3 separate regions of the Homo sapiens genome follow, and all the other regions are linked to region 3. A link is a contact called in ENCODE Hi-C or POLR2A ChIA-PET data. All regions are on one chromosome and are shown on one strand. Each heading gives the region's core, a stretch centred on a gene start or an enhancer-like site at or near the end of the contact. The rest is flanking DNA. Distances are from core to core; before and after follow the strand shown. Region 1 has its middle 86 kb from the start of CAND1. Region 2 overlaps LINC02421 (long intergenic non-protein coding RNA 2421). Region 3 holds the start of LINC02442 (long intergenic non-protein coding RNA 2442).

Evidence for each region. A loop is a pair of places that touch in the nucleus more often than their neighbours do. ChIA-PET counts read pairs that join two places held with the same protein, here RNA polymerase II (POLR2A). Pooled maps may share reads with other maps.
Region 1: a loop to region 3 is called in a map of Calu3, with 3 times the contacts of the local background. The contact joins the enhancer-like site here to the promoter of LINC02442 in region 3. A Hi-C loop is called at or near these places in 1 of 168 maps with a recorded cell type or tissue (Calu3) and 2 of 50 pooled maps. POLR2A ChIA-PET finds 5 or more read pairs at or near these places in 4 of 52 experiments (T-cell, activated CD4-positive, alpha-beta T cell, naive thymus-derived CD4-positive, alpha-beta T cell and 1 more).
Region 2: a loop to region 3 is called in a map of lower leg skin, with 7 times the contacts of the local background. The contact joins the enhancer-like site here to the promoter of LINC02442 in region 3. A Hi-C loop is called at or near these places in 1 of 168 maps with a recorded cell type or tissue (lower leg skin) and 1 of 50 pooled maps. POLR2A ChIA-PET finds 5 or more read pairs at or near these places in 2 of 52 experiments (GM12878 and activated T-cell).

Annotation. Positions count from the first base shown.
Region 1 is chr12:67,353,262-67,356,630 of GRCh38, reverse strand. No RefSeq gene overlaps it. Among named protein-coding and RNA genes, the nearest start is that of CAND1, 86 kb to the right of the region's middle. Within about 2 kb of position 2,035, at least 3 of the 41 ENCODE cell types and tissues checked have a DNase peak (open chromatin) inside an H3K27ac peak, as active enhancers do.
Region 2 is chr12:67,718,587-67,722,128 of GRCh38, reverse strand. The region is part of intron 2 of LINC02421 (long intergenic non-protein coding RNA 2421); the gene reads left to right. Among named protein-coding and RNA genes, the nearest start is that of LINC02421, 9.1 kb to the left of the region's middle. Within about 2 kb of position 1,773, at least 7 of the 41 ENCODE cell types and tissues checked have a DNase peak (open chromatin) inside an H3K27ac peak, as active enhancers do.
Region 3 is chr12:67,588,577-67,591,644 of GRCh38, reverse strand. It overlaps LINC02442 (long intergenic non-protein coding RNA 2442), which reads left to right and starts at 1,655. Exons shown (of 3, transcript NR_183543.1): 1 at 1,655-1,779. RefSeq lists a silencer at 1,819-2,038.

The DNA of each region.
Region 1 (3,369 bases), core at 786-3,285, 240 kb after region 3:
ATACCAAATTCCCGTTTCCCAGCCAAGCTCCTGTGGTGAAATTGTTCCTTGGCAAATGTCCCTTTTTTTTTTTTTTTTTTTTTTTAACTTTGCCTTAAGAGGAGGAAAAGCTGCCAAATGCCAACTTGGAGAATAGTGTACAAAATGCTAAATATAAAGAGTTGAGGAATATCAGGGGCTATTTTAAAAATTAGTCTCTAATAGAGCCTGTAGTATCCTCATATGTCTAGGAAACAGCATGGCAGTCATGTTGGTTTACACCAAAAGCAATAATTCTAGGTTCAAAAGCCCAATCTACAACAGCGCTAGTAAATCTCAGTATCTTTCAACTGAAGGCCAACCTATTTAACATTTCCTGCACTCAACAGCACAAACTCAGAAAATGAGAAGCTAAGTGGAAAAACAAGTGATCAGTGGAGTTGAAAGTACTTCTGCTCTCTCTTCAGATATGACTTGGAAGTCAAATATTACAATAAAAGAGCTCACCCAAGGCTCAAATCTTGAATAGTAACTCACGCTGGTCATAAGCTCCACAATGGGAGGCTTTGAGGGGCAAAAACGCATGCATTTTGTACCTTGATATTTATGATGTTCTATCGCCACCTCCTGGAAGAAAAGACCAAGAACGCCAAAAAAAAAAAAAAAAAAAAAAAAGGGTGCTTAGTATTAAGGCTTCCAGTGAAGATAAATTTCTTCAATTCTCAAGAAAGGTAAAGACATTCTGCAGCCGCTGACAGTTCCATTTCAGATGAATTAGCATAATGTTGGGCAAACAGCAAACCTAAAAGGCAAATGTTCAAGACTCTAGCGTCAGTTATTTGCCAGCAAAAGATAACATCAAACATATGAGTAATGAGCCTTTAAAGTTGCCAGTCCCCAGGGAAGATTTGAGTTCTCATTAGTAAAGAGATATGAGATCCCATTTTGCCAGAGTCAATAGCACCGCATGAACACAGAGAGATACTAGAAGAATAATTTCCACACTTGGCTCTGAAAATAATCATCCTTATCTTTGCATTTTAAGTCTCAGAATTTGGCAAAAGAGTTCTAAGGATTTTAAAACATTAATAACAAGACTAAGAATGTTCCCAGATGAACTCTTATTTCTCAGACTATCTTGTTGGAGTTATTTACACATATGGCACAAACAAAGCCAAATGAATTGGAATATTTGACTTTCTCTCCACAAGATCTTACCAGTCTTTGTTTCTCAAGGTTTAGTTTGCATAAGGACAAAGGAATACAGTCGAATACTTAAAAGTATTATTTTAAAACACACTTTTATCTTGATAGTTATGTCTTTTCCATCAATATCTCTATTCACTATGTGAAAAAAAAAAGTCATACAACTTCAGAGTAGAAAGCATTTCAGTCCAACCACTTCACAGTCGCAAATCACAAGCTATTCACCCAGGAGGAAGAGCTGCTAAAGTCAATTCCCACTAAATTTCACCAGGGGCAGTTTAAACCTTCTGTTCTGTCTAGACATTTTGCCCTCCTCTGCCCAAACATCCTGACTTTTAAGGAGTTTTACAGCTTAGTCAACTCACCAACATCCTGAAGTAGGCTGAGATTGCAGATTTCTTTTCTGAATACCAATTATGCTTATTTATAAAACACAGAACATGGAGCAGAGAATTTAAGATTTTAGAGCTGCAAGTCACCTTCCTTTTATAATCCACAAAAGTGATTTGCTGTGATACCTGATGGCCTCTTTTGGAAAACAGAAGGCTTGAACACAGCATTGAAATGTGTCAGACTTTCTTTTTAAAATTTTTTCAGCTTCTTTTGAGGGTATATCCTGTAAAGCACTATGAGAAACATCCGAAAGACACAATTCTTATCCCCCAAAAGCCAATTATGTTGTCTGACTTCGGTTTCCTAAGCTACCCACAAACTGAAAGGCAAGGTATGGTGGTCAAAGAGTAAAGTCGACGTCTACACAGAAGCTTCCCTCTTTCCCTCAGCTCTGCCTCTTTCCAGTGCTGCTCATGTGATATGATACTTAGTCAAGCTTACTTTTTAAGTCAGCCACTTCGTGGGAACACTTTCCGGAGTGATGGCCAGCAGAATAGCTAAACTTTGTTACTGCCAAACCTCTTCTTGAGACAGGAACTCTGCCTACACAAAGCAAAAACAATATTTCAGCATCCCACCCTCCCTTTGAACCCACATTTGGAGTCATAGTTTCAGTTTTCATAACTATCCGGAAAACTGAAATGCTTCACTGGCCCACAACCAAACTCTTGGGCTCTTTTCAAGTCTGCCATCTCCCCCTTTTCATTCCACTTCCTCCCTCACTGTGAAACCTTGCTTGCTTGGACACTCCTGTAGTTTTAGACACCTTCCTGTCGATCTTTGAGCTATTTACCAGCTGAACATTTGTATTGTTAGTGTTAAATGATAAATTCATATAGCTAAGACACTTGACCAAGATAGACCGATACTATCATTTGAGCAACTGTCTCCTGCAATCTGTCATCACAATGAGATAGCCATGTTCTAACCTATCAGTAAGATTATACAAAAGTAAACAGAGTTGTCGGTATAAAATTGATTGTCAGCCGGGCACAGTGGCTCAAGCTTGTAATCCCAGCACTTTGGGAGGCCGAGGTGGGTGGATCACAAGGTCAGAAGTTTGAGACCAGCCTGGCCAAGACAGTGAAATGCCGCCTCTTCTAAAGATACAAAAATTAGCTGGGCATGGTGGCAGGTGCCTGTAATTCCAGCTACTTGGGAAGCTGAGGCAGGAGAATCTCTTGAACCTGGGAGGTGGAGGTTGCAGTGAGCCAAGATCGCGCCACTGCACTCCACAGAGCTAGACTCCATCTTGAAAAAAAAAAAATGCCACTGAGAGGTCATCTTTTATGAAATTCAAAAGTTTCAGAAATGTATCTAAATTGTCACCAATCCTTTCCCTGTAGTGTTCACCAGCCTCTGATCAGTTGATTTTAGGCAAATTTCTCACCTTCCACACTTGCAACACAAACTCAACTTCCAGCATACAGAGCTACTTGAAGGTTTCCCTAAATACACTAGGCACCCTCAGTCACTACACTACATATATGCTCTTGCTTTTTTGCCCAATGCCTGCCTTTTGACAGTCTGAGTAATGCCTACTTGTTTTCAAACTTCAGCTCAGGAGCTGCCTTCGCTTGTCTCATCCAAGCAGTCTGCAGCCCCTTGCTTTTATGCTCCTACAAGACCCTATTTATAACTCCATCACAGTGCCCATCATATGCTGGTAAAATGGTTTGTTTTCCCCTCTCACCTGCCATAGGTTCATTCTGAAAAAAGATTAAGAGTTTGACTCTGCAACCCCAGCACCCCAGGCTGTATCTAACACGTGGTAGGCAAACTGCAAATGTT
Region 2 (3,542 bases), core at 524-3,023, 130 kb before region 3:
TTAGAGACTGGAACAATTACGGTAATAGGGATTCACTCCAGCTGCACAGACCACAACACCCAGTGACCATCAGTAGCCGTGGAAGCTGAGGGCCTGAATCTCTAGAAGCCCTCGCTACTCAAAGTGTGGTCTGGGGACTTGTTAGGAAGGCAGAATCTGGGACCCACCCTAGACCTACTGAGTCAATATATTATAGTGCCTTGCACATAGTAGGGCCCTAATGAATATATCTTGATGTATAGACATATGAAAATATATTGAAATTTGATCTTGTGGAAGCTATCTGAATTATATTTCTTCAAAATATAATTATGTAAACAGCCCTTAACCCAATGACTGTACTCTTGAAAACATATTACATGATATTGTGTATAATAAATTGCATTTTACTTGCATTTCATTGATATTTAAAAGACTCTTCCAGTGAATCCTTCTGTAAATTCATTATGCCTTTTTAAAGTGAATAATCACTCCTTCATTTATCTGTTGTTAACATATGTTCCCTAAAGCAGGGCACACCCACAGTAAAGATTACTGTAATCATATGAGTTGTCACTGAGATGACCAGTGGAATTCTCTGCATGGCCCTTGTTATTTTGGTCCTTGTCTGTCTTTCTTTCGGTTCCTGAAGTGCCAGCTCCACATGATCTTGGTGTGTACTAACACATAGCTAAGCAACCAAAATGGATAAGGAAAACAGTTCCCTTTACAAGGTCAGCCAAGTGCTGTAATTCCAAAGCACTGCACTGTATTCGGCTACCTACAATTCCTGGACATTGAGGGCAACCTGCCCTTCCCGTTGGCATTGTGCCAGTCTTAAGAGCCTTCAATGGCCATCGCAAGCCCATGTTGGTAGAGTGCCACTAATACAGTGCCTGAGAGAACATAAAGCTCTCCCACTCTCACCTGGAAGAGGATGGCTCCTGAAAAGCAAACTTATTGTTTAAAAGCATTGTTGAAACAAGCTGGAGAAGCAATAGAGTAAGAATTGTGAGGAGGGACAGGAGCTGTTACAACTTTGCAATCAGACAATCAGCCAGTTACCTTCTTAACTGTGTTCTCAGGGAAGTTCCTTAACCCCCTAAGACTTCAGTGTCCTCCTAGATAAACTGCAACTAGTAAGGATGCTTATCTAATAGGTACCATGGGCAGTAAGTGTGAGAATGGATATAAAATACAGTATCAGACGCATCATTATTGCTCTAAAATTATTAGCTATTATGATGGTTATATTTCTACTGCACATGCCAGCTCATCGACAATTTATGAAGCCTTTAAAACCAGGCTTGACAACACATATGGCATAGATAACAGGATGATTTTCAGTGGCTTAGAATTTGACCCCATCCTCCTGCTCCCAAAACCACAACTTTTAAAAGCTGTAGCCACCATAAATTTTAAGAGGTGTCGTGTTGCAGATAAATAAACACAGACTTTGCCCTCAGATAGATAGGGATTCAAATTTCAGTATCATAGATGAGACTTCCCTTTTCCCTTCCTAAAGATATCCAGATTTTTTATTTAGACATCAGTCCCTCCTCCCCACAACCCACATGCTTCAGGGGAACTGGCCCAGACAGTAGACTTAATGGGCCTATGGGAAATTCCAGCCCCCTTGCCAGGGTGATTGGCTCAAGAATTCAGGCCTCAGCCAATGAGGTCATTAATCCCCTGAGACAAGGACTGATTTAATAATAGACCAATGATACGTGAGGAGGGAAGTAGCAGTCACGAGAATGCACCCAGAACACCTCCTTCTATGGCAGCATAATTGACCAAGGGCCCCAGCTGCTGCACTTTGGAATCCATCCCCAAGTTTGTGAATCCTAAGGAATACTAAGACAGACTAATTTCTGGGAGACACAACTCCTTTGTCAGCTGATTTGGGGTGAAGGATTCCCCTAAGATTTGCTTCGACTGCACAGTATAAGGCACTTCCATTCGGCCTTTCTCTCCCTTTCCTTTAATTGAAGTCAAATTTCCATCAGTGCCTGACGCTCTTGCAGCCTTCCCAGCTCCCTGCCTATTTCCATTTACACATTCATTTTCCCTAGTAAAATCCGAGCACATATCAGTCCATCTTAACATCTGCTTCTTGAAAGACCCTGACTAACACCAAAACTTTCCCGGAAATTTTGAGGAAATAAGTTTCTTTGTTCTTAAGAGGTAGGCACTGGGGAAATGCTCTTTTTTGCTCTGGATTTTATGAATATCATGGAAAGCCTAGAATTGCTCCAGCCATTTTCCTAACAAGAGTTGTCTTCTCCAGGTTAAATATTCCTAGATTCTTCTACCTTTCTTTATACTAAATGGTTTTCAAACCACTTACTATTGACAGGTGACAGCGTGCTGGCAGTCCTCACAGCCCTGGCTCGCTCTCGGCGCCTCCTCTGCCTGGGCTCCCACTTTGGCGGCACTTGAGGAGCCTTTCAGCCCACCGCTGCACTGTGGGAGCTCCTTTCTGGGCTGGCCAAGGCCAGAGCCGGCTCCCTCAGCTTGCAGGGAGGTGTGGAGGGAGAGGTGCGAGCTAGAACTGGGGCTGCGCGCAGCGCTTGCGGGCCAGCTGGAGTTCCGGGTGGGCGGGGGCTTCGCGGCCCCGCACTCGGAGCAGCCGGCCGGCCCTGCCGGCCCCGGGCAATGAGGGGCTTAGCACCCGGGCCAGCGGCTGCGGAGGGTGTACTGGGTCCCCCAGCAGTGCTAGCCCACCGGCGCTGCGCTCGATTTCTCACTGGGCCTTAGCTGCCTTCCCGCGGGGCAGGGCTCGGGACCTGCAGCCCGCCATGCCTGAGCCTCCCACCCCCTCCGTGGGCTCCTGTGCGGCCCAAGCCTCCCCGATGAGCAACGCCCCCTGCTCCACGGCGCCCAGTACCATCAACCACCCAAGGGCTGAGGAGTGCGGGCGCACGGCGCGGGACTGGCAGGCAGCTCCACCTGCAGCCCCTGTGCGGGATCCACTGGGTGAAGCCAGCTGGGCTCCTGAGTCTGGTGGGGACGTGGAGAACCTTTATGTCCAGCTCAGGGATTGTAAATACACCAATCAGCACCCTGTGTCTAGCTCAGGGTTTGTGAATGCACCAATGGACACTCTGTATCTAGCTACTCTGGTGGGGCTTGGAGAACCTTTATGTCTAGTTCAGGGATTGTAAATACACCAATTGGCACTCTGTATCTAGCTCAAGGTTTGTAAACACACCAATCAGCACCCTGTGTCTAGCTCAGGGTTTGTGAATGCACCAATCGACACTGTATCTAGCTACTCTGGTGGGGACTTGGAGAACCTTTGTGTTGACACTCTGTATCTAACTAATCTAGTGGAGATGTGGAGAACCTTTGTGTGTAGCTCAGGGATTGTAAACGCACCAATCAGCACCCTGTCAAAACAGACCACTCAGCTCTACCAATCAGCAGGATATGGGTGGGGCCAGATAAGAGAATAAAAGCAGGCTGCCGGAGCCAACAGTGGCAACCTGTTTGGGGCCCCTTCCACGTTGTGGAAGCTTTGTTCTTTCGATCTTTGCAATAAATCCTTCTGCTGCTCGCTC
Region 3 (3,068 bases), core at 406-2,905:
TAGAGATGGGCTCTTGCTCTGTTGCCTAGGCTGGATTCCCTCACGAAACTTGTGCTCTGACCACCCCCAAATTCTTGCACCTCCATGAATACATTGTGCTACTTCATGTCTTCAAGCCTTCCCACATGTGGCTTGCTCAAGATTTTCTCCTCATTAACCCTTTAACTTTAGCTTACACTGGGCTTCTAATCTCAGTGGCTACAGCATTTTTTGTTATTCATATCTCAGCAGTGACAGTAATTATTGATTTGCTGAGCTATCTCCCTCCACTTAGGCTATGATCCATTTGACTCAGAGATGATTATCCTGCTTACATCCCTGGCACCTAAGAAAATGTCTGGTATATACTAGGTGCTCAATAAACACTTGTTAAGTAGAGATAATAAATTCATAAATGGTAATTGAGGTGATTTCATAGCTTCATTTTAATTCTAATGTGTTGAAGTCCTTTAATCATTCATTGACAACAATATCCACCAATTCATTTGCAAAGCAGATTGGTTCAATAAAATATGATGTAGTCATAGAGCAGAATTAAAATATTGATGTAGATTTCCAAAAAGTGAAAAATAAAGATATAAGACCAAAAAAGTGAGCAGCATTATCTCTTTTACATAAATAATAAAAAAGAACACACATTTATATATGTGTGTGTAAAGAAGTTTTTGAAAGTAGGAAGCTCCTTTGGCAAATTTAAGCTTAAAAAATAAAGAAAGCAGGAAGCATATGTTAAGTAGACTTTTACTTTCTGTTTTGTATATTTCTGTCTGATTTTTGTTTTACCATGTGTATTTATTATTTTTACATAAGAAAACATTTATATGAGAAAAAGTATCAGCAGAGCTTACACAGTGATAGGATTATACATCATGATTTCCTCTTTAAACATCTTTATAATTATCAAACATGAGTGATTAAAAAAACTGAAGCTAAAGGTAGCAATATTCTCTATACTGGCAGATTTTTCAGCATTGCATATGAACCCACCTCCGGTAAGTGGGTTATCTTTCTAATTTATGACTTCAGTGAAATCTGTTTCCTGGCAATGGTTGCCAGGGCACGCCTTCTCTCTTGTTCTCCATCATGCTTACTTTTAAGCCTAAGGGCAAGAAAGAAATAGACAGAAAGCAAGAAGTAGCATGAGCATCTTTTTTTTTTTTTTTTTTTTTTTTGGCATGTTGGAAAAAGGAGCTCTAAACACACTCCACTAAGCATAGCACATGCCTTGGATTCAAGCAGTGGACCTCAAAGAGCAGCGTCTCCTTTTAAGCTTTGCAGGGCAAGTTTGGGGCACTGTCAGTGAAAAATTGTCACTGCTTCTTGCCTTGGTGCTTGCCTGAACAACAAGGAGTTCCTCTAACTGCCTTAAAAGGAATCTACTCCTCTCTCCTGCCACAGGTATCACATACTATTCTCAACATATTACCGCAAACTAAAAAAAAGAAACAGGTTGTGAAGTAATGCAGAAAGTTATTTTTAATTAAAATTATCAATGTATCCGTATTAAAAATTTAAATAGAAGATACAAACAATAAAGTGCCGCTGATAGACCCTGAAGGAGGTCTGCCTCTCCCAAAGGCAGACGGCAAACAATATAGGCTACAGACACAAACACTGGGACTTCGTATTAATTGTGCTGCCACACAAAGGGGGTGTGGTTTGGGGTTGAGGGGCTCACTGGCCAGTTTTTCCATGTTTCTCAAATAAAACTCTGGTGTCATCAAGAAACATGGTGGAGGGAGACATGAAGACTTTAGAGACAGGAACCACTGCAGAAATGTAAGGATTAGGAAGTAGAATAATACCCCACCCTGGGGCTGAGACTTCGGGGAGGGGACGGCACATCACTCCTCCTTTTCCTTCCCGTGCCCAGCCATGGCTGCACCTTTCCCAGGCTGGATATGGTGGACATGTGGGAGGTGTGGACAAAGACGGTAGAAGAGAAGGAGAAGAACGTAGAAAACAAAAGGGGATTGAGCTACGCTAACACTGGAGATGCAGGGTGGCTTCAGATCCGCAAGACATGTTTTGAATTTTCTGGGACCGTTATGATCAGAAGGCAGATACTAATGAGAAAATTTTTGAGCCCATGAAGATTTTAAGGTCTAAATTCTCTCCAATTTGGGCTGCTGGTTTCTGTTTTCTGGGCACCTTGATTCTCATACTCTAGAAGTACCCGGGTAGGGGCTTGAAGAGAGAAAGCAAGAAGCTGGCTTCCTAAGTCTGGCCCTTGACTTTAAAGGAATGTGGTTAAATGGAACTTCTTGTTGTCTAGAACATCCCAGGGCCAGGTTTCTTGGTGTGTAGGCTTGGCAGACGTAATGCTGAGAGGATAAGGAATTTCTGGATTGAAACACCAGGACTCCAAAAGGCCCCTTGAAGTTATCTGAGATTCCCTGTTGAATATTATTACTCAGCTTATCACTATTCTAAATGTCAGCCAGAACTTTGTTATAAATCTGCTACCCAACTTATGTTGAAAGCCATCTCTAAAATTTCCTTTACAACTAATCTTAGGTTTATAAAGTTGGCATTTAAACAGACTGGGTGCAGTGGCTCACGCCTGTAATCCCAGCACTTTGGGAGGCTGAGGTGGGTGGATTGCCTGAGCTCAGGAGTTCGAGACCAGCCAGGGCAACATGACCAAAACCCATTTCTACACAAAAATACAAAAATTAGTTGGGTGTGGTGGCACATGCCTGTAGTCCCAGCTACTCAGGAGGCTGGGGCATGAGAGTCGCTTGGGCCAGGGAGGCAGAGGTTGCAGTGAGCTGAGATTGCACCACTGGACTCCAATCTGGGTGACAGAGTGAAACCCCATCTCACACACAAAAAAGGCATTTAATCATGGTTGTGTGACCTTGGCATACATTATATGGCTTCTCTGGGTCCCTATTTCTTCATCTGTGAAAGGAAGACAAATGTGGAAGAGGAATAATTCTTTGTGTCAGTTAGGATGCTTTTGGCAGCAAGGAACAGAAAACCAAACTCTATCTGGCTCAAATAATTAGGACAAGTGTTAGATTACATAAAAGAAAGTCCAGAGGTAAGACAAGCTTCAGAATTGG